Linked DNA regions of Homo sapiens: region 2 is linked to region 1. Evidence: chromatin loops called from intact Hi-C (ENCODE). Cell type or tissue: endothelial cell of umbilical vein. All regions are shown on one strand. Links, peaks and the distances in the headings refer to the core of each region. The heading gives the core; the rest is flanking DNA. Region 1 holds the start of SVEP1 (sushi, von Willebrand factor type A, EGF and pentraxin domain containing 1). Region 2 overlaps SVEP1 (sushi, von Willebrand factor type A, EGF and pentraxin domain containing 1).

Region 1 (15,403 bases), core at 4,711-12,710:
TACATCTATATATATGTATATATGTCTACATATATATACACATATGTATACATATACATATATACATATGTATACATATATATGTGTATATCTGTATATATGTATACACACACACACACACACACACACACGCCCACACAGAATACCAAACACTGAATGGAATGCAGAGCAACTAGAACTCTCATACATTCCTACTGTGAATGAGACATGGTGCCTGCACCACTCAGGAAAACACTGTGGCAATTTCTTAGAATGAAACCATACTTTCAGCAAATAACCTAGTAATTTCACCTCTGGGTATTTACCCTAAGTAATTGAAAACATAAGTTCACACAAAGGCCTGTACACAAACACTTAGATGAGGTTATTATGCTGAGTGGAAAGCATCAGTCTCCAAAAATTACATACTGTTTAATTTCATTTACATTGTCATTCTTGACAAGATAAAACTATAATGTTGAAGGAAAGATCAGTGGTTGCTAGGGATTAGGGGTGAGGTGAGGTGTAACTATAAAGGCAGTTTTTTAATCAGTGAAACTGTTCTGTATTCTGATTACAAAACAATTGGATCTGTGGTTATATAACCACAATCACAAATAGGATACAGAACAGTTCCTGATTTCATGTACCTCTACAAACAAAAAACTCAATTTTACTGTATGATAATTTACAAATGAAATTTGGCATGGTGGTTCACACCTGTAATCCCAGCACTTTGGGAGGCTAAGGTGGGCAGATCACCTGAGGTCAGGAGTTCGAGACCAGCCTGGCCAACATGGCAAAACCCTGTCTCTACTAAAAATACAAAAAAAAAAAAAAAATTAGCTGGGCATTGTGGTGGGTGCCTGTTATCCCTGCTACTCGGGAGGCTGAGGCAGGAGAATCACATGAACCTGGAAAGTGGAGGTTGCAGTGAGCCGAGATGATACCACTGCACTCCAGTGTGGGTGACAGAGTGAAACTCTGTCTCAAAATAAATAAATAAATAAATAAATAAATAAATAAATAAAATAAAGTATAAATCTCACAGGACCTATAAAACAAAAATACAATTTAAAAATACCCAAAAAACCAAGGTATATGGGCAACAAATAGCATAATGAATGAAATAGTATCTCACGTCTCAATACTAACATTGAATGTAAATGGCCTAAATGCTCCACTTAAAAGATACAGAACTGCAGAATGGATAAGAAGTCACCAACCAACTATCTGCTGCCTTCAAGAGACTCACCTAACACATAAGGACTCACATAAACTTAAGGTAAAGGAGTAGAAAAAGACATCCCATGCAAATGAACATCAAAAGCAAGCAGGAGTAGCTATTCTTATTTCAGACAAAACAAACTTTAAAGCAACAACAGTTAAAAAGACAAAGAGGGACATTATATAATGACAAAAACCTTTTCCAACAGAAAAATATCACAATCTTAAATATATATACACCTAACACTGGAGCTCCCAAATTTATAAAACAATTACTAGTAGACATAAGAAATGAGATAGACTGCAATACGTTTTAGTGGGGTACTTCAATACTCCACTGACAGCACTAGATAGGTCATCAAGACAGAAAGTCAACAAAGAAACAATGAACTTATACTATACCCTGGAATAAATGGGCCTAACAGATATTTACTGAACATTCTACCCAATAACCACAGAATATACATTATATTCATCAGCACATAGAATTTTCTCCAAGATGATAGCCCACAAGACAAGTATCAATAAATTTAAGAAAACTGAAATTACATCAAGTACTCTCTTAGATCACAGTGGAATAAAACTGGAAATCAACTCCAAAAGGAACCTTCATAACCATGCAAATACATGGAAACTAAATAACCTGCTCCTGAGTGATCATTGGCTCAACAATGTAATCAAGATGGAAATTAAAAAATTCTTCAAACTGAATGATAATGGTGACACAACCTATAAAAACCTCTGAGATACAGTAAAGGTAGTGTAAGAGGAAAGTTCATAGCCCTAAATGCGTACATCAAAAAGTCTGAAAGAGTAAAGACAATATAAGGTCACACCTCAAGGAACCAGAGAAACAAGAACACACCAAACCCAAACCCAGCAGAGGAAAGAAAATAGCCAAGATCAAAACAGAACTAAATGAAATGGAAACAAACAAACAAAAAATACTAAAGATAAATGAAAGAAAAAGCTGTTTTTTTGAAGATAAATAAAATTGATATACCATTAGCAAGATTAACCAAAAAAACGAGAGAAAATCCAAATACGCTCAATTAGAAATAGAATGGGAGATGTTACAACTGACACTACAGAAATACAAAAGATCATTCAAGGCTACTATGAACACCTTTACATGCATAAACTAGAAAACCTAGAGGAGACAGATAAATTCCTGGAAAGATACAACCCTCCCAGATTAAATCAGGAAGAATTAGATACCATGAAGAGACCAATAACAAGCAGCAAGACTGAAATGATAATAAAAAAATTACCAACAAAAAATGTCCAGGACCAGATGGATTCACAGTTGAATTCTACCAGACATTCAAAGAAGAATTGGTACCAACTGTATTGACAATTGGTATCAATTGTAGAGACAGAGGGAATCCTCCATAAATCATTCTATGAAGCCAGTATCACCCTAATACCCAAACCAGGAAAGTACATAACAAAAAAGAAAACTACAGACCAATATCCCTAATGAACATAGATGTGAAAATCCTTATCAAAGTACTGGTTAACTGAATCCAACAACATAACAAGAATATAATCCACCATGATCAAGTGGGTTTCATATCAAGGATATAGGGATGGTTTAACATACACAAGTCAATAAATGTGATACACCACAGAAACAGAACTAAAAAATCACATTATCATCTCAATAGATGCCGAAAAATCATTTGACAAAATCCAGCATTGCCTTTATGATTAAAACCCTCAGCAAAATCAGCGTACAAGGGATATACCTCAATGTAATATAAGCCATCTGTGACAAACACACAGCCAACATAATACTGAATGGGGAAAAGTTGAAAGCATTCCCTCTGAGAACTAGAACAAGACAATGATGCCCACTCTCACCACTTCTATTCAACGTATTACTGGATGTCCTAGCCAGAGCAATTAGACAAGAGAAAGAAATGAAGGGCATCCAAATCAGTAAAGAGGAAGTCAAAATGTTGCTGTTTGCTGATGATATGATCCTATACCTAGAAAACCCTAAAGATTTCTCCAAAAAGCTCCTAGAACTGATAAATGAATTCAGCAAAGCTTCAGGATACAAAATTAATGTACACAAGTGAGTAACTCTCCTATATATCAACAGCAAACAAGATGAGAATCAAATCAAGAACTCAACTCCTTTTACAATAGCTGCAAAAACAAATAAACAAACAAAAAAACTGAGGAATATACCTAACCAAGGAGGTGAAAGACCCCTACAAGGAAAACTACAAAATACTGCTGAGAGAAATCATAAACACAAACAAATGGAAATGGAAACACATCCCTTGCTCATGGATGGGTAGAATCAATATTGTGAAAATGACCACACTGCCAAAGCAATCTACAAATTCAATGCAATTCCCATCAAAATACCACCATCATCCTTCACAGAATTAGAAAAAAAAAATTCTAAAATTCATATGTAACCAAAAAAGAGCCTGCATAACCAAAGCAAGTCTAAGCAAAAAGAACACATCTGTAGGCATCACATTACCTGATTTCAAACTTACTACAAAGCCATAGTCACCAAAACAGCATGGTGCTGGTATAAAAAATACACATAGACCAATGGAACAGAATAGTGAACCGAAAAATAAACCCAAATACTTACAGCCAACTGATCTTTGACAAAGGAAACAAAAAACTAAAGTGGGGAAAGGACACCCTATTCAACAAATGGTGCTGGGATAATTGGCTAGCCACATGTAGGAGAATGAAACTGGATCCTAATCTCTCACCTTATGCAAAAATCAACTCAAGATGGATTAAGGACTTAAATCTAAGACCAAAAACCATAAAAATTCTAGAAGATAACATTGGAAAAACCCTTCTACACATTGGTTTAGGCAAGAATTTCATGACCAAGAACCCAAAAGCAAATGCAACAAATACAAATACAAATAAATATTAATACAAATAAATAGCTGGGACTTAATTGAACTAAAGATCTGTTGCATGGCAAAATAAACAGCACGGTAAACAGACAACCCACAGAGCAGGAGAAAATCTTCACAATCTATACATCTGACATAGGACTAATATCTACAATGACCTCAAACAAATTCACAAGAAAAAAAAATCCCATAAAAAATGGGCTAAGGATATGAATAGACAATTCTCAAAAGAAGATATGCAAATGGCCAATGAACATATAAAAAAAATGCTCAACATCACTAATGATCAGGGAAATGCAATCAAAACCACAATGAGATACCACCTTACTCCGGTAAGAATAGTCATAATCAAAAAATAATAGATGTTGAGGTGGATGCGGTGAACAGGGAACACTTCTACGCTGCTAGTGGGACTGTAAACTAGTACAACTACTATGGAAAACAGTGTGGAGATTCCATAAAGAACTAAAAGTAGAACTACCATTTGATCCAGCAATCCCACTACTAGGTATCTACCCAGAGGAAAAGAAAGAGATACTTGCACAGGTATGTTTATAGCAGCACAATTTGCAATTGCAAAAAAGTGGAACCAGCCCAAATGCCCATCAATCAATCAGTGGATAAGAAACTGTGAACGATGAAATACTACTCAGACATAAAAAGGAATAAACTAATGGCATTCGCAGCAACCTGGATGGGATTGGAGACTATTATTCTAAGTGAAGTAACTCAGGAATGGAAAAACCAAACATCGTATGTTCTCACTCATAAGCAGGAGCTAAGCTATGAGGATGTAAAGGCATAAGAATGACACAATGGACTTTGGGGACTCAGGGGGAAAGGGTGCGAAGGGGGTGGGGGATTAAAGACTACAAATTGGGTTCAGTGTATACTGCTCAGATGATGGGTGCACCAAAATCTCACACATCATCACTAAAGAACTTACTCATCTGTTCCCCAAAAAACTGATGGGAATTTTTTTTAAAAAGAAACATATAGAGTGGCAGATGTTCCCAACCTCTGTATGTGAGAGAATGTCTTTGTTAAATTCACGGCAGAAAGATATTCTTATAAATACAGTCATAATGCAGTCACAAGGTGGCATCTTCCTCCTATCTCCACTGCCTGCCGCTGTGATTCACTGACACTGTGTTATAGTTTTGTTTTTAAAACAAAACATGACAACTAGCATGCGTGGAAACAGACATTTTTCCTGCCTCTGCTCCCATGACTGGACTTGATGCTTGGAATCTCAGGAGGATCTTTACCAGCACCACTCTGCTCTCTTCCTCAGTCCCTCTTCCATCTTTCCCCATATGCACGTTGCAACTTATCTGTTCACAGTATCAGCTTCAATGTAGAAAGATGGGTGCTGTGAAGGGAGGGTGTAGTTGGTGTCCTCGACTCAAGCAGAGGTCCCAGCGGGTAGACAGGATTGAGGTTCCATTCCTGATTGAACAAAATGTGGGACTCTGAATCACAGTTTAGGTGGTGAGAATTATATAATGCATGCCTCTTGCCCTAGCCCACCAACACACTTTTTTTTTTTCCAGAAGTCTTTATTTCATGAGATGAAGTCAGGAAGTCAGGGTAGGTTTTTTTTACACTTCAGCTCCATGTTGTCATTTCTATACCTTTAAGTTGCTTTTTCTTTTCCTCTTTTTTCTTTTTTTTTTTTGAGTCAGAGTTTCACTCTGTTGCCCAGGCTGGAGTGCAGTAGTGCGATCTAGGCTCACTGCAACCTCTGCCCCCTCAGTTCAATGGATCATCCTGCCTCAGCCTCCCGACTAGCTGGGACTTCAGGCATGTGTCACCATGCCCAGCTATTTTTTTTTTTTTTTTTTTTTGTATTTTTAGTAGAGACAGGGGTTCACCACGTTGGTCAGGCTGGTGTCGAACTGCTGACCTCAAATGATCCACCCGCCTCGGCCTCCTGAAGTGTTGGGATTACAGGCATGAGCCACTGTGCCCAGCCTTTCTAATCTTAATGTTTAGTCTAACAAGTTTTTGTCATCTTCTGCATCTATTACTGTGGTATAGGCCAGAGTTTCTCAACCTCACCACTATTGTCATTTGGGGCTAGATGATTCTTTGTTGTGGTGGCTGCCAGTGCATTGTAGGAGGTTTTGTTGCACCCCTTACTCCTATACACTAGATGCCAGTAGCACTGCCCCATCCCCCAAATGTCTCCAGACATTGCCTAAGGTTCCTGGGAGTGAGACATGCAAATCTCTCCCGCTGGGAACCACTGCTTTAGATTAGAGAGCAGAAGGGACTACAGGGCTCTGGGGAGCGGTGGCAAGACTTGGAGCAGCAGTCTTAATAACACTCAGGCAGGACTTCTCTGACTGATGTGTCCCCACTCTCTTACCATGAGGACAAGTAACATAGGCCTGACTGTTCATCCCGTTGGAGGTACACAATGCCAGAGTGCTGTTCTTAGGCGTTCACCCTTGGGGCATGTGTTAGAATTATCCAGAGAGCTTTGAATGTGTCTAGGCCTATGGCAGACATCTCAAAATATTATTAACTTGAGTTGGTGGGGTAAAAGTCTTTCTCAGGTTATAAATCCGAAGAAGAGACTAAATGTGGCATCCAAAAAGAAGCCAAACTGAGAGAAAAATTAAAGACCTAAGTAGTTTTTAATTTCCTTTTCCAAGCCTTTTTGAGACCAGCTGTACCCTCTGCCCTTTCCCTAGTTTAGTTATACTAACCAAAAAATCCCTTTTTGTTTAAATGAGGAGACATTAGGTGCCACTTACTTGCAGCAAGAGTTCTAAAGCAATTGAGTACCTCCTTGGTTTGTGTGGGGAACACAGGAGATGGCACACATTGCAGATGCCACGGTGCTTTGCACATAAAGGGCTTCATGATGTGTTTTAAATAACACAGAGTAGATGATATTTGGAAAAACTTTTTTTTTTTTAAAAAAGTCCCAGCTCAAATGAAGTCTTACTCATTCCCCAGGAAGAACGAGATCTTTCTCCTCCTTGCTCTTTCTTCTCTGCTTTTGCAGTCACCCTACTGCTTTGTAATTGTTTGCAAATCTATGTTCTTTTCTAATGTTCTTTGAACTTCTGGAGGACTGGAACTCAGTCTTATTCACCTTTAAATCCTCCGTATCTAACATGCCAGCACATAGCAGGTGGTCAATAAGTATTGTTAGGAAAATAATTTGAAGAACATTCATGATTAAAGGTGGCAATAAGAGCAACCAGCCAGCATTTATTGAGTACACGCTATGCTCCAAGCATTGTCCTAAGAATTTTACTTTTTTATGACTTAATCCTTATGACAGCCCTTAATATGTTATCGTTATTACTCCATTTTACAAATGAACAAACTGAGTCAAGGCTGTACAACTAATAAATGGCAGAGTCATGATTTCGTCCAGGAAAACTGATGCCAGAGCCCTAACATGTTACACAATACATTGTGATACTTGTCACTGAAAGTATTTTGTTAAATACAGACGGAGTTAAATCATTCACTATTAGAAACAGAGGAAACTGAGATCACTGAATTCCATCATGAAATAGATACTGATGCTGAGCCAAGGATTGGAAGTGACTCAGTTCAGGTGGTTTACATAACCGTAGGCTTACCTACACGGTGTTCCTGACTCCCAGCTGGAATCTTTTAACCAAAGGCCCCACCCTCATGCAAAGTGCACCTTTTCTTTACACGTGCGCTCTCCCCTTTGGAGGTCTTGCTTTGGAAAAACCACCCCAGGTAGCAACTTGTTTCAAAGCAGATATATGCCAGGTACCACTTAAAGCCAGGTGGATCTTATCTGTTGAAATAGATCAAGAACACATGAAAGGGGACTGGGGACCCCCTACTTACACTTCAGACTTCAGCACAAACTTTCTGTCCTCAGAGAAGGCTTCTCTGGCCTCTCCAAGGTCAAGTCTGTCTACCTAAGCTCTCCTTTATTTAGCATGGTCACTTGTAATTACATATATTTTGTATGTTAATATCTGGTTAATGGTCACCTCACTTGTTACCCTTTAAGTTCATTGAGGATAGAATCCCTGTCAATTTTTGTTCCTTATATTTGCAGTGCCTCACATAGTTCCTGGCACACAATGGGTATTCAAAAAATATTTGTTAAAATCAGGAAAGAATGAACAAACAGATGAATGAATAAATGCACGACTGAAGTACCATGACAAATCATTCCTGTGGAACGCATAAGGTTAGATGCAACTCCTTTATGGTGTGATCTGAGGGGGCCCTTAAGGGCTTAATCTGCACGCTCACACACACCACTGATTAGAAATCCCCATCAGGAAAATTGTACAATCATCTATTTGGCGAGGGCTTTGGGACACTGAATGGGGGAAAAGAAACACAAAAGGTGAGCAAGCAGTTTTCAAAGGATGCTTTCAACTCCCTGGCCAGTCCGCGTGTATGTTTTCGTCTACAAAGTGTTTCCAATTACTGTGGCACTCTCGGTATCTGGATCCATCTCCAGTGAATTCCTCTGCAGCTCCTGCCAGACATATGGGATCAATCAGGGCTTCGGCGCTGGTGCGCTTGCTGCGGGAATGTTGACAGCCTGACAGACGCGGGGTTCTGGTGTCATGGAATCTCCGAGCCTTTGGCTTGATCCCGGGAGGAGAATGAGAGGGGGAGGAGGGAGATAGAGTCACAGATACAGAAAGTAGACAGGAGCGGGGAGAGGGAGAGAGGGAGAGAAGGAGGGAAGCGGGAGATTTTTCTTGACTGCCCCCTTTCCTTCAAACATTTTATAGGCTTCAGGGAGAGAGAGGAGGAGGAGAGAGGGAAGAAAAAAAGAGGAGAGCGAGAGGGGTAGAGAGCGCGCGCCGTTCCCTCCGGAGTTCCCGAGCTGCTGAGGAGTCTGGATTGTGTCTGTCCCCAGTGTCAGATGAAAGGGCGCTGAGGCTCTTGGCCGCTGCCCCGCGCCCAGCTCCGCGCACGCCCCTCTGCGAGTCCGGCCGCCCAGCGCCTCTTCCCGCCCGAGCCGCCGCCTGCGCTCCGGGGCAGCCGCTCTGTCTCCAGCGCGATGTGGCCTCGCCTGGCCTTTTGTTGCTGGGGTCTGGCGCTCGTTTCGGGCTGGGCGACCTTTCAGCAGATGTCCCCGTCGCGCAATTTCAGCTTCCGCCTCTTCCCCGAGACCGCGCCCGGGGCCCCCGGGAGTATCCCCGCGCCGCCCGCTCCTGGCGACGAAGCGGCGGGGAGCAGAGTGGAGCGGCTGGGCCAGGCGTTCCGGCGACGCGTGCGGCTGCTGCGGGAGCTCAGCGAGCGCCTGGAGCTTGTCTTCCTGGTGGATGATTCGTCCAGCGTGGGCGAAGTCAACTTCCGCAGCGAGCTCATGTTCGTCCGCAAGCTGCTGTCCGACTTCCCCGTGGTGCCCACGGCCACGCGCGTGGCCATCGTGACCTTCTCGTCCAAGAACTACGTGGTGCCGCGCGTCGATTACATCTCCACCCGCCGCGCGCGCCAGCACAAGTGCGCGCTGCTCCTCCAAGAGATCCCTGCCATCTCCTACCGAGGTGGCGGCACCTACACCAAGGGCGCCTTCCAGCAAGCCGCGGTAAGGCGCCCGCCCCTCCCGACCCGGGCCCTAGTCCCCGGGCCCTTCGACCCACCGCTGCCTGCCCGTCTCTATCCCGGGGTTCAGTCCTGGGCAAGGCATAACCACCCCAAGTCAAGCGTCCCCATCCACAAAACCAGAGTCATCGCTACCCGCCTATTATTGTTGTGGAGGTTCCAATGGGATAATGGATTTTAAAACGCTTAGAGGGATGTCAGGCTCCTTAGATAGTCGGCTTCGAGGACCCTGTTAGGAAGGGATCCTTGAAACGCTAATCACATTCACGTTTGTAGGAGCAGACGGTATCCAAGCTGAAACAGGTGAGCATGGTTTACAAAGTGTTTCTAAAGGTAGGACATGGAGTGATATAAACCTAACCCCAATTCTTTTTAAAGTTATGTTATGCTTTCAATGTAAGATTCGTGCCCTTCCTATTTTTGCTCCAATCCTTTATTAGATTTTTAATATCTGGAAGAGGAAGTCAGTTTGGGATGTCGGACTTTTGTAAAGTGTGTCTGTTTTTCTGATTACAAATTAATCCATATTCAGTGGGGGAAAAAGAAACATATAGAAATATCTAACACATAATAGCAAGCCAGTGTTTGTGGACTGAATTAAACAAAAAGTAGGGAGAGGAAAAAAAAACCCTAAAATTTCATCACTTTAAAAAAGCCACTGTTTGCAGGTTGTTGAACAGTTGCCCAGTATGTACATCCATTCATACTTTTAATATCTTGCTGTTTTGTAGCCTACATTTTTCGTTTGTTATATCCTAATTAAAATGTTCTACATTAGCTGCATACTATTCCATTGCGTGCAACAATCACTTATTGTTGGACACTTAGGATTTTTCCTTACTAAGTTATCGTGAACATAAATATTTGTGGACTCCTCTGTTTACATCTTTAGGAAGAATTTCTATAAAAGTTCCTGAACTAAAGGTTATGAACATTTGTAACTTCTTGATACTATTGTCCATTTCTCCCTTGGAGGGTTGTATAAATTTATATTCTCATCAGCAGAGTATCTCAGCAGTAAATTTGCCACATATTCACCAATATCATACTATTCTTTTTAATATCTTTGTCAATTTAAGAGGTGATGGAGGCATCATTTTAGCAAATACACATTTTTGATTTTTGAGGATGAACATTTTCCAGTACATCTACTGGACATTTGTATTTTTTCCTCTGATATTTATAGTTTTTGCCCATTTTGCCATTATAGTGCTTGTTTGTTTTTTCTTAACACATTGGCTTGTTTTTTTTTCTTAATGATTTGCAAAAGTTCTTTATATAGTGAGGCCAGTAATTCTTTTGTGTATATGTTGCAAATGTTTTTCCAGTTCACTGCCTTTTATTTTTGTTTATGGAAATGTTGTTAGATGAATGGTTTACATTTTTATACACTCAAATCTATCAAACATTTTCCTTAAGATCCTATATTTGTTCATAGTTTTAGAATAGCTCTCTCATTTCCCAAATCAGAGAAATAGTTTTCCATGTAGCAGCTTAATCCATCTGGAATTTATTTTTGTGTATGATATGACAAAGAGGTCTAACTTGATTTTAAAAAATAAATAGTTAACCAGTTGTCCCAGCACTACTTGCTTAATAGCCATCTGTCCTTTTCCAATTTAATTGAATGTCATGTTTATCATGTGCTAAATGCTTATGGGTATTTGATCTCTTCCTGGCTTTCTATTTCATCCCATTCTCTATCTCATTTGTATCATTGCCAAAATGTTTTAACTATTGTAACTTTACAACATATTTAAATATCTGGTAGTGCAAATTCTCCTTTTAAAAAATCTATTCTTTTTCTAGTTAATTCTTACCCACTTATTATTTAATATGAATTTTAAATTCATTTTTACATATTACCAATGAAGTCAGTAAGGATTTTGATTTCAATATAGAAAATATTGAATTAACTTGGGGATTATATGTATTTTATAGTAATAATTCTTCCATTTCAAAAGTGTAAGACCTTATATTTTCTCAAAGTCTTAGAATAGCCTTCTCATTTCCCAAATCAGAGAAATAGTTTTCTATTTAGCAGTTTAATCCATCTGGAACTTACTTTTGTGCATAGTGTGACAAAGATGTCTAATTTTATTTTTTAAATGAATAAGCAGTTGTCCCAGCACTATTTGGTTCATATAATTTGCTTAATAGCATTTATGCATATTCTTTATACACATACATTTATACATCTTTAACAAAGTTGTAGATTTTTAGAAGTTAAGTCCTGTATATATTTTTCAAGTTTACATCTAAATATATTCTGTTCAATATTACTGTCATGAATAGCATCTTTTAAAATTAAATTTCAAACAACTTTTCTTGACGTATAGAAACACTGATTTTTAAAAATATGCCTTCTATATTTGGATTCTTGTTGAAGTCTCTTTGATTCTTTTTTTCTCTTTTTATATATATTTTATTTTACTGATAATAAATATTTATTGCAGAAAATAAAATAATCAGGAAAACTATTTCCTGAAAATATACCGTCATAGTTTGGTACATAGCTTCCTTGACTTTATTCAGTTGTCTAGGTAATAGGCATGTTTTCATACATATATTATGCCTAAATTATGTTTACCCAGGAAAAAGGATTCAATTGTACATCCTCTTGTAATTTGACTTTGTATTCCCACCATATATTTCAGTCTTCTTTCCAAAATAAGGAACATATTTCTACTATCATTATTTTTCAGGGTCACAGTTTTCCACTGTAGAATGTGCTTTTGTGTGTGAGTGTGTGTGTGTGTGTGTGTGTGAGACTACCTATTACTATGTATTTAGGCTGTTACAAACATTGTGTAACTAAATCTTTGTCCATATCTCTAATCATTTCCTTAAGGCAAATTCTTGAAGTGCCATTATTGCATCAAAGAATATTCATGTTTTTTTAAGACATTTAATACATGTGTCAAGTTGCTCTGCAGAAAATGGTGCCAACCTGCCCTCCACATGCAGCCCCAGTGTCAGGACCTGGGGTTCAGACCAGCCAGTGCTGGCTAATATCATTTGAAGATTCCATCCCCCACCCCCTAACTTTCTAAGTGAGAAATGGAGTCCCATTTTAAATTGCATTTCCCTATTAGTGAGGCTGAATATTTTAAAAACATGTTATTGTCCATATATAGCTCCTTTTTTTGAATACCCACTAAGATATTTGAGGATTATTATCCAGTTTTTAACTGGGGGTGGCTCTCTTATTGATTTGCAAATGCTCTTTAAATCTTAATGGTATTAACCCTCAGCTGTCAGTGACCCAAGTGTGTGGCAAATATTTTTTCTCAGCGCTTTAATTTTGTTTAAGGTGATGGCAACAAATGTTTTGTTAGTCTACTGGATCTATTTTTTTTTCATTTGTACTGTTTTCATTGCTTATGAAGGTTTAAAGGCTTTTGCCTTTAAGAGATAAATAGCTACCCTAAAAATGCTCTCTGTGTGTTGAAGCAGTCGCGCCAGGCAGGGTATAGTTTTGCAGCTGTAGTTCCCTGTTGGACCTGGTCTCCGCTCTAAATACTCATGAGGTCCTGATGGCTGGCCTTATTCCTAATGCCATGGTCTACTCCATCCAGGAAGAACCCTGCTGCATCAGGGAAAAACCTGCCATGTGCCAGCTCCTCTGTTTGGCTTGGCCAGACTTGCCCGGGGCCTCTGAGAATGTTGATCCAAAACAGTAAAATGGGTAATGAGTCGAGTACACAGTGCTCCCCTCAAGACCTACTCTGTCTTCAGCTTTCCCCTTCCAACTACTACATCCTGTCTTGAACAGAGGAATTGCCTACAAGGTTCCCAGTGCTGCTCTTCAGCCTGGATCCATTTGTAATCTAACAAGCAGGGATTTCTCAAAAGTTTGTATTAGCTGATCTTCCCTTTGACTTTTTTATTTTTATTTTTTCTCATTTTGGTTGGGCTATGAGAAGGTACAAAAGAAGGTCAGCTGGACTCGGCCAGGCGCGGTGGCTCAGGCCTGTAATCCCAGGACTTTGGGAGGCCAAGGCGGGTGGATCACGAGGTCAGGAGATCTAGACCGTCCTGGCTAACACGGTGAAACTCCGTCTCTACTAAAAACACAAAAAATTAGCCGGGCGTGGTGGTGGGTGCCTGTAGTCCCAGCTACTCGGGAGGCTGAGGCAGGAGAATGGCGTGAACCCGGGAGGCGGAGCTTGCCGTGAGCCGAGGCCACACCACTGCATTCCAGCCTGGGTGACAGAGTGAGACTCCTCAAAAAAAAAAAAAAAAAAAAAAAGAAGGTCGACTGGACTCAGTCCCTGTCTAAACTGGAAGCCTACATGTCTGCATTGTAACTTTTCCAAGCCTCTGATGAGCATTCTTAGGTATAACTAAAATATAAGATTTAGAGAAAATTGGTAGAAGATGACCAACATTTAGAAATGGTGTTGGTTGAGGCTTGAATTTTTGCATAGGGATCAGGCAGAAGCATTTAGCTGCAAAGTTAGTTTGAAAATGGTAAGCTATCTTGAATGGGTTTTGACCTGAAACTTTGTACGTTTCATCATGGAAATGAGATCGTTTGTCAGATTCCCACGTGTGTGCAGAGTGGTATTATTATAACTGATTGTGACCTAGCCTTTGTGTGAAATTGAAAATCACAGGGACATTTCTGAGATTATTAATTACTCCCTGGAAAAATCAGTTTTTCAAACCTTTTCTGTTTGAAACTGAATGCTCACACAACTGTTCACAGACACAATCACAGGCAAACACATAAACATGTATGGTGCATAGGCACACTGTGCAAGCGCACAGTTACCCCTCAGTCAGACATCTTATTCCTCTTGTATAAAAACCGCGAGATGTAGAAATTTTCTTTAACAACATGAAATTTGCTGTTATTTCTCAGCAGATGGGACTGACCAAACAAAAAGGATTAACAGTGTTGCTTCTCTTTTTAAATGATTATTATTTGGTGTCAGAATTGGACAACTCGAGGGGTAGTATATGAGTGGGTACTCACCATTATCACACCTGATTTGAATGGATAAAGTGCAGTGTAGACATAGTCTCTTCAGAACCACCCCCTAGCACTCTTCAAAGAGTGCAAGGACTAAAGCAGTGAATTCTGTAATTAGTACACAGTCAATAGCCTGGGGGAAAGTTTAGCACCTTGAACTTAATTACATGAAATCCTTTTACAGAATTAATGAAAAGCTCTTCAGCTGTTTGTTCTGGGTGAGTAATTATCTCATAACGACCTTTTTCTTGGTTTTTCTTCCTGCCATGTGTTTGTAAGTTACCTTTCCTAAAGTGAATATGTTTAAATTGGTCCCACTGTGAATGCCAGGCTCTTCTCAATCCTACGTATTTCACATCAAAATAAAACCAGAGCCCCTCATTTCCACTTCGCTTTTGCTAAATATCCGTTAAACAAACATCGCATGAAGCTTCCTTTGAAAAAAAAAAAATCTGCTTTCCTCATTGTTCCTGAATTCCAGAAATGTGATCCTCTGGTGGGGGATGCGCTGTCTCGCCAAACATCCAAGCTTTAGATGGTCAGAGGACTGGGAATGTGTGGGCAGAAGTGCTTCCTAGCTCAGGGAAAGAGCATCTTCCATGATGTGTCCACACTAGTAGATATTCACACCTTTACCTGGAGAGTAATCTTCTCTCCCAGGCTTATGGGAAGAAAGTGTCTCTTTTTATGTTTTCTAACAAACCCTGAAGATCTGTGAGATGCCACTAGGATTTGTTCATAC
Region 2 (15,403 bases), core at 3,119-11,118, 60 kb after region 1:
ACATCTTGAGATATTATAGTACAGTATCTCAAACAGGATATTGACATCGATATGGTTTCAATACAGAACATTTCTACCACCACAATAATCCTTTTGTTGCTCTTTTAGAGCCACAGTCACTTCCCACCAACCCATAGCCACCGCCTCCACCTTTAACCTATTGTAACCACTAATGTATTCTCTATTTCTATAATTTTGTCATTTCACAAATGTTATATAAATGGAGCCATGCAGAATGTGACATATTGAGCCTGGCTTTTTTCACATGGCATAATTCTCTAGAGATTTTTCCAGATGGTTGTGTGTACCAATAATTCATTTCTTTTTATTGCTGAGTAGTATTTCATAGTATAAATGTACCACAGTTTAACTGTTTGCCTGTTGAAGGACATCTGGATTGTTTCCAGGTTTTGGCTTTTATGAATAAAGCTGCTATACACATTTGTGTATAGGTTTTAATGTGAACATAAGTTTTTAATTCACTAGGCTAAATGCCCAGGAATGTAATTGTGGGATTGCACAGTAGTTGCATATTTTTGTTTAAGAACTTGCCAAAATGTTTTCCAGAGTGGCTGAACTACTTTACATTTCCATCAGAAATGTATGAGTGATCCAGTTTCTCTGCCTCCTTGATAGCACTTGGTGTCGTCACTATTTTTCATTTTAGCTATTCTGATAGGTGTGTTGTGATGACACATTTTGGTTTAATTTGCATGTCCCCAGTGACTAATGATGTTAAACATCTTTTCATATGTTTATTTGCCATCTATATCTTTTCTTCAGTGAACTGTCTCTTCATGTCTTTTGTTCATTGTCTAATTGTTGTTTTTGTTTTTCTACTTTTAAGTTATGAGAGTTCTTTATATAGTCTACATACTAGTCCTATGTCAGATATGTAGGTTGAAAATATTTTCTTCCATTCTGTGGGTTGACTTTTTAGTTCTTCTATGAGAGGCTTTTACAGTGCAAAAATTTTTAAGTTCAAAGTCCAGTTATCAATTTTATTTCTATGAATTCTGCTTTTGGTGTCAAGTCTAAGAACTCTTTGGCTAATACTGGTTCCTGAAGATTTTCTCCTATGTTTCGAAAAGTGTTATAGTTTTATATTTTATACTTAAATCCATGATATTTTTACTTAATTTTTGTATAAGGTTTGAGATTTAGGTCAAGGTTAATTATTGTACTTACGGATGTCTGATTGTTTCAAAACCATTTCTTGAAAAGGCTATCTTTCCTCTGTTAAATTGTTTTTGCACTTTGGTTAAAAATCAGCCAGGTGTAGATGACAGGTTGATGGGTGCAGCAAGCCACCATGGTACACGTATACCTATGTAACAAACCTGCACATTCTGCACATGTATCCCAGAACTTAAAGTATAATTTTTTTAAAAAAGTAAAAAAAAAAAATCAGCCAGGCACATTAGTGTAGCTCTGTTTCTGGATTGCTCTTCTGTTCTGTTGATCTATCAATACTGCATAGTCTTGATTATTATAGCTGTATAATAAGTCTTGAAAGCAAGTAGACTAATTCCTTCTACTGTATTCTTCTTTATAATTGTCTTAGCTAATTTTAATTTCTTTGCCTTCCCATACAAATTTTAGAATATTGTCTACATTTAAAAAAATCTTCTTGGGATTTTCCTCGGAGTTGTATTATATCTGCATATTAATGATGGAAGAATTAACATTTTTACCATGTTGAACTTTCCAATCCACAAACATGATATATTAATTTAGATATTTGATTTCCTTTTCAGCATTGTATAGTATATAAGTTTTGTACATGCTTGCTTTATTATTTTTGAGCAATAGTAAATAATTGTAAACATATTTTTAATTTCATTGTCCACATGTTCACTGCTAGTACATAGAAACAATTGATTTGTGTTTGTTTCCATTGTGTCCTGCAACTTTGCTTAACTTACCTGTTCTAGGAGTGTTTTGGTTTTTTGCTTTTGGTAGAGTACTTGAAATTTCTTATAAGGAGAATCACATCACTTATAAATAGGTTTAGTTGTATTTCTTCCTTTCTAATCCGAATACGTTTTATTTCATTTTCTTCCCTTACTGTTCTGGTTAGAAGTTCCACTACTGTTTTAAAAAAGAATTGCTTTATTTCCAATCATAAGGGGAAAACATTTGGACTTTCATTATTAAGAATAATATTATTTGTGGCTCACACCTGAAGTCCCAGCACTTCGGGAAGCTGAGGCAGGCAGATTGCCAGAGTCCAGGAGTTTGAGACCAGGCTGAGCAACATGGTAAAACCCCATCTCTACAAAAAGTACAAAAATTAGTCAAGCATGGTGGTGCACACAGGTAGTCCCAGCTACATGGGCAGCGAAGGTAAGAGGGTCACTTGAGCCTGAGAGGTTAAGGTTGCAGTGAGCTGTGATTGTGCCACTGCACTCCAGCATGGGTGACAGAGTGAGACCCTGCTTAAAAAAAAAAAAAGTAATAATAATAATAACATTTGTATGATTTTGAGGTTTCTCTTCATTGAGTTGAGTAAATTCTCTTCTGTTACTACTTTTCTGAGAGTTTTCATCATAAATTGGTGACAATTTTGTTTGCAGATATTTTTCTTCATCAATTGACGTGACCTTGTGCATTTTCTTCTTTAGCCTGTTAATATTGTTAACATGATTACATTGATTGATTTCCAAATATTGAACCAGCCTTGCCTCCCTACAATAAACCTGACTTAATCATGATGTATAATTCTTTTTACATATTGCTGAATTCCATTTGCTAACATTTTGTTAAGATTTTTTTGTGTCTATATTTCTAAGATGTTGTTCTGCAGTTTTTTGTTTATTTATACTCTGCATCTCACTTAGGTATCAGGGTAACACTAGCTTGATAAAATGAATTTGGGCATGTTCCCTTCTCTTCTGTTTTTTGGAAGAAATTATGTAGAAGTGGTGCTTATTTTTTTTGGTAGATATTTGGCAAATGTTTGGCAGAATTCTCCACTGAAATCATTTGGACCTGGATATTTTTTGGACATTTTAAAATTATGAATTCAATTTTCTTAACCATAGGGCTATTCAAATTATTTTTAATACTGTATGAATTATCATAGTTTATAATTTTTGATGAATTGGTCTGTTTCATTTGAGTTGTCAGATATGTAAGTAGAGCTGTGCATAGTATATAGTATCTTTTCCATGTCCATGGAGTCTGCTTACCTGATATTGGTAATTTGTGCCTTCTCTCTTTTTCTCTGTATTAGTCTTCCTAAATCATTTTATTATCTTTTCAAAATCTTTATTCTATATTTTCTTTTTTTTCTGTTTTTAATTTTATTGATTTCTGCTCTTATATTTACTATTTCCTTCCCTCTAATTTGGGTTTATTTTGCTCTTCTTTTTCAAGCTTCTTCAGGTGGGAACTTAGATTATCGATTTGAGACTTCTTTTCTAATGCACGCATTTAGCACTATAAATTTCCCCTTCAACTTGCTTCATCTGATATAACATACATTCCTTCTTTCCTTTCATTAATGTTTGCACAATGTATCTTTTTCTATAATTTTACTTTGAACTTGCCTATATTATGTTTAAGTGATTTCTTGTAGACAGCCTGTAGCTGGATCATGTTTTTAATCCCTATCACTTAATTGGTATAGTTAGACTACTTATATTTGATGTAATTATTGATATGGTAGGGCTTAAGTCTGCCAGTTAATTTTTTGTTTTCTGTTTATTCTCTCTGATTTTTATTTCTCTGTTTATTTTTTTCTGTCTTCCTGTGGGTAAATTGAATGTTTTTTAGAATTTTATGATTGAATGAAAATAAAAGTAATATGACATCAAACATATACAAAATGCTATTGGCATTCAAAAATGTTTCCCATTAGTTGTGGGGGTGACAGGATTTCAACTTGGTTTGAATGATAGGATTTGGACAGTTAGAAATGAAGACGACTTGCAGAGAATGAAAAGTATAAGCCTGTGATGGGGACTGGAGGTAGCTTGCATGGGTGGGAAGGTAGGAAAAATCTATGGATATAGTGGGATTCAAGGCAAGACAAGTAAGAGTAAGGACTATATTCTAAATTGTACTGGGACTTGAATTTCAGGCTGAAGACATGGCCTTTGGTAAACTGGCAATAGTGAGCGATTGAAGATCTTGGGGCAGAAAAGTGGCATGATAAAAGCAGTATAACAATAGGAATTTAATTTGGCACCTGTGGCTAAAAGTCACTGAGTGTGAAGCAAAGTAGAAAAGGCAACCTATGTATGGAGGTTAGAGACAATCAAGGCCTAAAATAAAAAGGCTTTTAAATTAGTGTACCAATAATGGAAATGGATAACAACTGATATAATCCGTATTTCCAAACGACTACAGACTAATTTCTTATTGAATGTGAGGTAGAGGAGTGAAGAAAGAAAAATATCAAAGCCAACTACAGCCTGAATGTTACTCATAAGTTACCACTCTTTATAGGACCCAAAGGGAAACACATTTGACAATAAACACCAAACTACACTCAGAATCTTTCCTCCTTCCTAGCTGCTAAAATCAAGGGTCATTAGGGCTGACATATGCCGATTCTCTCTTTCTTTAGGACAGGCGGACATTCAGCAAGTATGCAACAATACAGTTGTAAAAGCTGTTAAAATCCTGAAATACTTATGTGCTGGGTGGTAAATTGCTATTGTTCAAGTGCCTTGAGTGCCTCTTTGCTGATCTGACCCCCTTTGCTGGCCCACTGGCCTATCCCACAATCCAGCATCTATAAAGGTTAACATCTGGCAGATAAGTTGGTATGCAGAACCTTGCTTTGCTGCTACAGTGGATGTCTGATCTAAGTGATCAACAATCATGCCATTCTAAATTGTAATTTTTTTAATGTTATCCCCACCATGGATGGAGTTTTCTCCCAGAAGGCTCTCAAATTCTTCACACAAATCAACTTCTGTTGGGCCTACACAAGTCTGAATCCCAGGGATGGATCTAATCTAGGTTCAAGTTGAAACCCTGTTGCAACTGAAGTTCACAGACCTTCATATTTAAATAATTATCCATTGGTAATTTTTAAAACTGCTAATACCCAGTGAAAATGAAGAGTACAATAAGTCATGTACTTTCAGTCTTGATAATGGGAATATAAAGTAGTTTAACAAGAGACTCGTGAGTTTAAAAATTTAATATTCCTTTGCCTAAGAAAATTTTTAAAAAATGGATCAAATATTTAAGGGAAAAAAATGTTTAGAGAAAAGCTGTTCAAGTTTGTAAAAAATTAGAATCAACCTAAGTGTCAAACATTAAAAGAGTAGTTAAACCAAAATTGTTTAGCAATTTTTTTCTCTTTCTTACATGATTCTGAGTTATTAGCTATTTTAGAAAAGAAAAATAACGTTAAAGATAATTCTAAAAAATCTCCAGAGGGCCTCTCCTAAAAGTACTTGCCAATGAAATTTTAATTATAAAAATCAGGATGATGTCACCTTTCTCATCCAGATGGTAAACACTTTAAGACAATAAAGAATACAGAGCTTTCAACAACAAAGGATTCATTTAAATGTTCTCTACACAGCTGGTTGTATTGATGTGTGAATATATGTGTGTATTTTTGAGTGTGTATGTGTGCATACACATATATTGATCCCCAACATATAAAAATTACTTTGCTGATGCAACCTCTTTTGTACACAGTCCTTTGAGGTTTTTGTTTTTTGATAGACTTGTCCTGATCCATCACTAATCTCCTGGCAAGTCTGAGCGTGTGCTTACATTTGCAATATGGCATCCTGTAGTTAGGGTGCCATTTCCTGCCATGGCACCACATCAGGGTTCAGATTCACAACTTTGTCCAAATAGTCTGTACTCTGGCCAAATGAGCTACCACCAGTCACAGGGAGAACGACAGGCTGCTAATGCATTCTACAGAGGTACAGATGTATAGAATTCAGGGCAATTGAAAGTCTCCTTGTCTAATTCATTGAGGAAAATAGAAAGGATCTTGGCTGCCTCATAAAAAGAAAGTCCCTATATGCACACCTGGGTCCTTGTCTTATTTTTGAAAACATTGGTTCAACATGGAGAAAACACGTTCTGTTCTAGAGCAGTGTATTCCTATGTTCAAAATCTTAGCACAACTCTTTGTAGGAACAGATTCCTCATTCAGATCAAATCCATAAAGTCGAAAAGAGAATGCGGGCCCAGATTTTGCTTGGTTTCTTACCTATTTATAGCAGAAAGTAGAGGCTTGGTGTTGTACAACTCCAGGGGATGCCATTATTATTCACATAAACAGGCACCCTTGAAGTTGTGGAGTGCACAGCCTAAATGCAGCTCATGCAACTGCCCTAAAACTCTTTAAAGTGATTTGTTAACTTTTAAAGATGAATTGTGCAAGGAAATAAAGGCTCCTAATATTTATCAGGATTTTTAGAAGTTAATCTAAGACATGTATGAGGAGAAATTTTGTAAAATGTAAGTCACTGTCTAATATATGTTATTAATAGTAAAATAGTCATCTAAGGAATTGATATTTAACGGGTAAGATATATTAGAAAGAGTAGAGATTTCTTTGTGTTTTACAAATTCCAAACTGGTTGGTGTTTTTATTTACTTCAGTCAAAGAATTGCATGGTCAGCTGAAGAAAAATCTAATGTTAGTACAACGTGATAACCTCAAGAATTCACACTTCCAGTAATAGTAGCTGATAACCGCCAAGATGTTTCTGAAAAGAGAAAGTGCTTATTTTAACAACAACAAAAGAACAATTAAGAAATAATATTTGGTACATTTCCAGGAAGGAAACATCGCATATTAAAAAGGGAAAACAATTCATAGCCCTTTACGGAGACTTGTGAAACTTGTTCAAACCAAAGATTTATTTCATTTTTTTCAACTTTTGCTTGGTTTGGGATGAGGAATTTTCCCCCTTGGGAATCAAGGAAGTTGATTACACCTCTCCCACTAGAATTGTGCAATGCCTTTAAATAGTTCTCCTAAAGTCTGTTTTTCATTATCATTATGAATTTCACAATACATTTCCAAATGTACTTTTGGGTATTTTTATTCAAAACTCTGTTCGCCAGTGTTTTAAACTCTTGATTATTTAAAAGATTTTGGAGAGTAATACTATAAGATTAGGTCCTTTTCATGCAGCATTATTTTAAAAAATAATTTATAAAATCTGTAGCCAGAATCTGACCATTCATATGGAGGATTTCTTTAAGTTGCTTTTTAGTATTATTCTATTTATGGAATCATCTTATGTTAGCCTTGGAAAGATCATAGACATCCTTACTTGTAACTTCTGTATATTATAGTGAAAGAAAAAAAAAGTCACTTGCCAGTGACCCCATAGCTTGTTAGTGGAAGAGCCAAGATTGCAACTCAGTTGTCTTGACTCCAAGTCTACTGTCCCTTCACTTCATTCTGTTGTTAGTCTTCCTGACTTTACTACTCTCCTTGCACACCAAACCCACCCTCCACTCTCCATCAGGGCTTGTTTTCTTTTGCCCTCCTTTGATTGAGTGACTGCCAGCTCAGGCAATTGGCTGGACAATGGCCAGGTCAGGTAATTGGAAGACTCTTTGAATATACAGGAGCACACTTCCCACTGAAGGAATGAGAAACCTGTGTGTTACAAAGAGTGTGATGTGTGCCAGTGCAGAGGAATGGGTAGTGTACTCTGTGGGTTCCGCGAGAAGGCAACAAAATTTGTCTGAAGAAGTTAGAGAACCTTTAAAGAATGAGTTAGAGTCTTGAAGGATGCTGGAGATTCACTCAGAAGCAGGAAGGCAGAAATGCAGAAGTGGAAGATAGGAAAGGGAAAGAAAGGAAGGTAATATTTACCAAGCGCCAGAGCATCTATCTGGCACAACAAATCTATAAAAGCAGTATAATCATCTATTTTATGGTTGAGAAAATGAAGGGTTGGAGACATTATTCTAACATTTCCCAAATGCCAACAACATGCCAGGCATTGTTGCTTTACTCACATGACCTCAATTAATCCTAACAACAACAACAAAAATATACAAGGAAAGTACTACTACTATTACACACGAAGAAACCAAGTCACAGAGAAATGAAGTAAATTGCTCAAACTCCCCAAAAATGTGGTGGGAGTCAGGGGAAGGGGACAGTACAAAACTAGGCACTAGTTGATCTTGAAGCAGGTTCTAACCAGCTTATGATATGCTGGTTCATTGCAGCTGCAGAGGTGGGAAGGTTACAGACAGATCAAAGATATCTTTATATTCCAGGCTAAAGAGAGAGGGGCTTATCTGGTTGGTACAGGCTTTAGGTGGAAAATGATTTGACTGAATTTATAGTTTTGAAAATTGTTCAGGTCGCAACATCACAAATGGATTGAAGGGTAGAGGTAAGGCCAAGGGACTAGTAAGGAGGATGTTGTAAAAACCAGAAGAGAGATGATGAGGTCGCATCTAAGATAAAAGTAACGTAGAAGATTTTTAGGGAATAAGAACCAAAGAACATAAGTTTTATTTAGATATTGAAGGAGATAGAGGAGGAATGAGAAATCATAGTGGTCTCCAAGGTCAGAGAGCCGATAACCATGAAATGAAATCTATGATTTGAAGCTGGGCATGGTGGTATGTGCCTGTTGTCCTAGCTATTTGGGAGGCTGAGGTGGGAGGTTTGAGAGTTTGAGCGCAGCCTGGTTAAAGAGCAAGATGGTGTCTACAAACAAACAAACAAAATATATGATTTGAGACAATACTCTCTTTTATATATAACTGCATTTACTTTTTTTTTTTTTGAGATGGAGTCTTCCTCTGTCACCCAGGCTGGAGTGCAATGGCGCTATCATGGCTCACTGCAACCTCCGTCTCCCAGGTTCAAGTGATTCTCCTGTCTCTGCCTCCCAAATAGCTGGATTACAGGTGTGCACCACCATACCCGGCTAATTTTTGTATTTTTAGTAGAGACGGGGTTTCACCATGTTGGCCAGGCTAGTCTCGAACTTCTGACCTCAGGTGATCGGCCCGCCTTATCCTCCCAAAGTGCTGGGATTACAGATGTGAGCCACCGTGCTGGGCCTAACTTCATTTACTTTTGGTTTTGCCCACATAATACCTATTCATTGTAACAAAACTAGAAAATGTAGATCAGCAAAAATAAACAAACCTGAAAGCCTGATAATTCTCTCATGAATACATACCTTGTAAAACCATAAAGATAATTTTCTTCAAGTCTCATATATTAAATATGTATTTATAAGCCAAATAGAATCTTTTGCTTTCTTAGACTTTCTTTAGTATTTGTTTTCATTTCCACAATTATTTTAGTTAGCAATTTACTATATGTTCCACAGGTTTTCTAATCTCAAACTATTAATTAAGTACCTTTTTTTCTCGTTCTTGAAATCTTTTTTTAATTTCTTTCTCAGTAAATGAAGTATGGCTTTTTTTTTTTTTTTTTTTTTTTTTAAGAGCCAGGTTCTTGGTCTATCATCCAGGCCCCAGGCTGGATTGCAGTGGTGCAATTGTAGCTCATTGCAGCGCCTTAGCCTCCCAAGCAGCTGAGGCTACAGTCAAGCACCACCATGCTCACCTAATTTTTTACATTTTTTTTTTTTTTTTTGAGATAGCGTCTTGCTCAGCCACCCAGGCTGGAGTTCAGTGGTGTGATCTTGGCTCACTGCAACCTCCGCTTCCCGAGTTCAAGTGATTCTCCTGCCTCAGCCTCCCAAGTAGCTGGGATTACAGACAACTGCCACCATGTCCAGCTAACTTTTGTATTTTTAATAGAGATGGGGTTTCACCATGTTGGCCAGGGCAGTCTTGAACTCCTGACCTCAGGTGATCCACCCACCTCGACCTCCCAAATTGCTGGGATTATAGGCATGAGCCACCCATGCCCAGCCTAATTTTAAAAATATTTTTAAGAGATGGGTGTAGCTATGTTGCCCAGGCTGGTATTGAAACTCTTGGGCTCAGGTAATCCTCCTGCCTCAGCCTCCCAAAGTGCTAGAATTACAGCCGTGAGCCACCATGCCTGGACATAAAATAAAATGGCTTTGTTTTCTAAGCTATGCACATCCTCGAATGTCTTTCTCTTCCCACCTACTTACCAATAGCTTGCCCACATAATAAAACTTGGGGTTCATAATTTTTTTCACAAAGCTATGTATCTTATTCAGTTTTTTCCTGGCATTTGTTTTTGCAAAGAAAAAATGAAATATCAATCTGATTTTCCCCTTTATGAGTATCTTAATTTCCTTTCCTATAAGCTTGCAATATTTTTCTTTCATCCTGGATGTGACTTTTGTTAATTTTTCCTGGAACTTAATGAGTACTTTTGCACTAAAGCTCCAGGTTAGGAATATATCTCTGCATTAATATCATAACCATTACTTCTCATATCTTTGCATTAATGTATCTTTGCACTAATATCACAACCATTACTTCTACTCAATTCTCTTGTTCTGGAGTTATATGGCTTCTTTTTACTGGCCCAATGACAATTCTAATTTTTCATTTACATTTTAAACTTTCTTTTCTATCTCTCTATTTATCTTGATCATTTTCTTCTACAGCTGCTGACTCCTGTTTAAAGGAAACCACGTTGTCCTTTATCTCTTTGAGGATCCTGATCAGATATTTACTGATATTTTATAGAAAGAAATATTACAATATTAATATTCAGTAATATAAATAATTCAGTAGTTCAATATCGCTAATACAGTGCTTCAAAGTAGTGTTTCCTTTATGCTAAATTATTTATCATGTCTTATATCATTATTACTATTTTTAAGTGTTTCCTTCATTCATAGTCACAAATCTCTCCAGATCTGGAATTTGCTACTATATATCATGAGAAAATGGTATCTTTTGTTTTTAAACAAAGTCAAGAATTTTAGAAGCATGGCTTTTCAAATAATGACATATTATGAATCCCACCTTTCAATATGATTTTTTTAGTATATTGTAATGTTTTAGTTTTAGTTTATTATAATGTTTTAGTATATTATATTTTTATTTTATATTTTAGTTTTAGTTTATTATATGATTTAGTTTTAGTATATTATATTTTAGTTTTAGTATATTATAATGATTTAGTATATTATAATGATTTAGTATATTATAATGATTTAGCTTTAGCATCCAAGGGGCCTGGGTTTGACTCACAGCACGTGTAGTGGTAAAGAACATGGACTCTGGTTCTGAATTGTCTGGATTCAAATCCTAGCTCTGCCACTTAACTCACTGTGTAACTATGACAAGTTATTTAAACTCTTAGTGCCTTTGTCTTCCCATCTGCAAATGGGATTAATAATATTAGGTGCTTCATAAGGTATTAGGAAGTTAACAAGTTAATATTTATAAAATATATAGAACAGTCCCTAGGACATAGTGAATGGTATATAAATATTTGCTTTAAAATTCTATCTCTGTCACCCACTAACTGAGTAACTATAGTCGTCATTGAATCTCTCTAAGCCTCCATTTTCTGATGTTTAAAATGGATATAATAATACTAATGAAATTAATGCAAATATTGATAGTATTAATCTTGTAATGCTGCTTATTAATACTGTGAGGATTAAATGAGATAATTTATGTAAAATATCCCCACATAGGCCGGGCGCGGTGGCTCACGCCTGTAATCCCAGCACTTTGGGAGGCTGAGGCGGGCGGATCATGAGGTCAGGAGATTGAGACCATCCTGGCTAACACGGTGAAACCCCGTCTCTACTAAAAATACAAAAAATTAGCCAGGCGTGGTGGCGGGTGCCTGTAGTCCCAGCTACTTGGGAGGCTGAGGCAGGAGAATGGCACGAACCAGGGAGGCAGAGGTTGCAGTGAGCCGAGACCGCACCACTGCACTCCAGCCTGGGGGACAGAGCGAGACTCCGTCTCAAAAAAAAAAAAAAAAAAAAAATCCCCACATAAATGCACATTGCTTGGTTGCAACTGTTATTTAATAATGAAATGCAACCTGGGACTATGCCACATTTAATTGGCTTAACTGAGCATTGCAAGTCTCTTGATTCCACAATTGCTCTATTATTGAATTTCTGAAATTTAAATTATTTTACAGATGCATAACTCCAGAGGGATTAAGTTACAAATTCAAAGCTACATTGTCTGTGCAGAGGAAAGATTTGAAGCAAGGTCAATTAGATTCTGCTTTTAATCTTTTTTTTCCATGAGCCTGGGAAAAGCAGTGTCTTTAATTCTTTTTTCTTCAAAGGGCCTAGTTCCTGTCGGTTGGATTATGTCCCTCAAGCTCTTCACTTTCTCCTCATCCTTTCTCAAGATCTGTGAACAGAAACAATGGGCTAAGTGCTTTTTGCGTATCTGCAGTTATTCTCCTTTGCTAAGAGAGGAGCTGGGGCTCAGTGCTAGAGATGAGGTGCACAGGATGGGGGAGTTGGGCTATAGGGGACATCATACTTATCAAAGTTTTTTTTATCTATTGAGGATCATTGATTCCTCCTGGTGACTTAATATAAATTGCTATTTTGAATTTTCCCACAAATCAGCCCAGACATTTCATGCTGTGTTGTGTTGTATTTGAAACTAATTGTGGGACATAAGAGGCCACTTCATACCTTGCAAATAACAAATTACATCATTCTTTAGAAAACAAAAATGTTGGTTTCTCTCTTTGCTTAAATTATATTACGATTTCTTTTTCTTTCTTTCTTTTTTTTTTTTTTTTGAGATGGAGTTTTGCTCTTGTTGCCCAGGCTGGAGTGCAGTGGTGCTATCTCAGCTCACCGCAACCTCCAGCTCCCAGGTTCAAGCGATTCTCCTGCCTTGGCCTCCTGATTAGCTAGGATTACAGGCACACGCCACCACACCCAGCTAATTTTTTGTATTTTTAGTAGAGACAGGGTTTCATCATGTTGGCCAGGCTGGTCTCAAACTCCTGACCTCAGGTGATCCACCCGCCTCTGCTTCCCAAAGTACAGGGATTACAGGCGTGAGCCACCACACCCAGCCTACATCACCATTTCTATGGAAAACTATTGTTTGGCTTTCTCTCCCATATTAATTTCAAATGTTTTGTTAACTACCAGCTGATGTGCCACATAACATGGACTTCTCCGGCTTGTCTGCCCACAGCTTGCCCATCGGGGACATACAAACCTGAAGGCTCACCAGGAGGAATCAGCAGTTGCATTCCATGTCCTGATGAAAATCACACCTCTCCACCTGGAAGCACATCCCCTGAAGACTGTGTCTGCAGAGAGGGATACAGGGCATCTGGCCAGACCTGTGAACGTGAGTCTCCCACTGTTGGAAAATGGGAAATATAAAAGCTGATTTCTCTGAGAGAAATAGTGCTTGTGTTTGCACCTAATTCATTTAGAATGATCTTTAATGTTCTTTTCTCTAATCATATTTTTTGGGGGAGTGGGATGATTTGCTTTTATAACATTCTTATCACGGAACATATCTCTATCCTGCTCCAGAGAAAGGGGAACTGAGATGCTGGGAATAACATCACCTTGAAATCAGAAAGGCTTAGTACTTGGAAAACATTTAAAATGAATCAAAAAAAGAAAAGCCACAATTTTAACAACAAATTTGAATAAAAATGAGCTCATCTTGGCTCTGGAGATAGTCACATTTATCTTTGAAATAATATATTTTTATAAGTAAAGGGTCTCAGTATTATTCATGTCAAAAATTACAAATATTTAAATAGCATATACCATGTGCAAGAAGCTGTGGCTCTTGGGGTTTGTAGCAAATATACTTTGCTAGCCTTATTTGTTCTTTGTTTTATTCTACCTTAGTCAAGAGGGAAAATATCTAATGACATATAAAGGTCAAGAACTATAAAATCTCATATCCATATAGATATCAAAATAAATTTTTTAAAGCTTAACAAATAATATTTAGTTTGTATTTAAAATTTAATTGGAAGTTAGTACCTAATAGGAGTCAGATATAAGGGTTCTTCTTCCAAATATGTACTTGAAAATCCAAATGCGGTAAATGGAAATGCTGTAGGCAATTGACACATATGCATAAATGCCCCCTTGAAAGAAAAAAAAAAAAGGATATGTCATAGACAAAAGGCTAACTTTGCTTTTCAATTTTATTTTTGTAAATGTTAGTTGTCCACTGCCCTGCCCTGAAGCCTCCCGAAAATGGTTACTTTATCCAAAACACTTGCAACAACCACTTCAATGCAGCCTGTGGGGTCCGATGTCACCCTGGATTTGATCTTGTGGGAAGCAGCATCATCTTATGTCTACCCAATGGTTTGTGGTCCGGTTCAGAGAGCTACTGCAGAGGTATGCAAACTGCCAATTTACATTGTTTATTTACTGTCTTGCCTGATTTCCTTGATTTAAACTCTAGTAAACCAGTCAGTTCTTCATTTCTTTTTGGATTTCATAGACCCCATACTACAGAAAGAGAAAAATTATAGGAAATTTGAAATCAGAATTACCAAGTTCAATTGACCACATAATTGTAAACTACGCCTTTTATAGCCCTTTTATGAACAAGCAAAGAAAAAGTTTGCCTGGGAAGTAAATGGACAGGTTACCCCAAACCTCAAATTTCAAGCCTCTAAGACATGATATAAAGGAGAGTTTAGAATAATCAGAGTGGAGACTGATGCCTCTTGGAATTGTAGGACTTAAGGAATCACACAAGTATCCTGCAACAAGAGCAGTTAGCCAACTTGTAATCTCCAGCCTTTACTTCGGCTAGTCGACCCGTTATAGAAAGTAGAGAATTTGTCAAAGCGAGAGTCCAAGGAGCCTATTCAGGCCAATAGAAAGTGGGCACCACCAATGGAATCTGAGGCTCCCATGTCAAATACAGAGAAGCAATAAAAAAAAAAAAATAGTGCCTCAATCTGCCTCAACTTGCCAACTCCAGGACCTACTTTCCTACTTCTTACAACTGTCACACAACCAACTTCCTAGGGTTTTACAAGTAGGGTTAGAAGAGGAGGATATTTAAGAAAAGGTAAAAGGGGGGCGAGCAAAGGGACTTGAGGACCTCCATCAGAATCCCTGCCCACAAAGCTTCTCAGTACAGTACCTGCTCCCTACCTACGGTTGCCAGTTGAAACACAGGATGCCAGTTAAATTTGAATTTTTGATAAATAATATTTTAGTATATGTGGGTCCCCTGCAAGATTTGGAACCTCCTTATACTAAAAAATTATTTGTTGATTTTCTGAAATTTAAATTTAACTGGGCGTGCTGGTTCATTGGTTTGTTTGTTGCTAAATCTGGCAACTTTACTCCCACCACATCCACTAGTCATTTTTTGGCAGAACACTTTGCTGAGGATTTGACTACTCCAAAACCCCACAAATCAGCTGGACCACTGGTTAAAGATTAGTTCTGTCTTCTGGTCTTTTCTTGGCATCCATATCCATAAGGGAGAACCACCTACTCATGACTCCAAGATCATTTGTGAATCCCAGGAGACA

What was found. Hi-C counts contacts between places; a loop is a spot of excess contacts. Peaks named below come from ENCODE experiments on the same cell type or tissue, not always from the same donor. Only the 100,000 strongest peaks of a DNase experiment are listed, where the experiment ranks them.
Region 2: it touches region 1 in a loop (2.1-fold over the local background); 7 of 110 quality-filtered maps call a loop at or near these places.

The regions. Positions count from the first base shown.
Region 1 is chr9:110,573,276-110,588,678 of GRCh38, reverse strand. SVEP1 (sushi, von Willebrand factor type A, EGF and pentraxin domain containing 1) reads left to right here and starts at 8,938. Exons shown (of 48, transcript NM_153366.4): 1 at 8,938-9,666. The coding sequence starts at 9,136. RefSeq lists enhancers at 9,070-9,570, 9,571-10,071. In endothelial cell of umbilical vein, for the core only: no CTCF peak of the experiment used is centred there; a DNase peak (open chromatin) is centred at 9,468; H3K4me3 peaks cover 1,095 bases; H3K27me3 peaks cover 1,899 bases.
Region 2 is chr9:110,511,769-110,527,171 of GRCh38, reverse strand. SVEP1 (sushi, von Willebrand factor type A, EGF and pentraxin domain containing 1) reads left to right here. Exons shown (of 48, transcript NM_153366.4): 4 at 13,066-13,224; 5 at 14,067-14,246. Among named protein-coding and RNA genes, the nearest start is that of SVEP1, 60 kb to the left of the region's middle. In endothelial cell of umbilical vein, for the core only: no CTCF peak of the experiment used is centred there; a DNase peak (open chromatin) is centred at 6,761.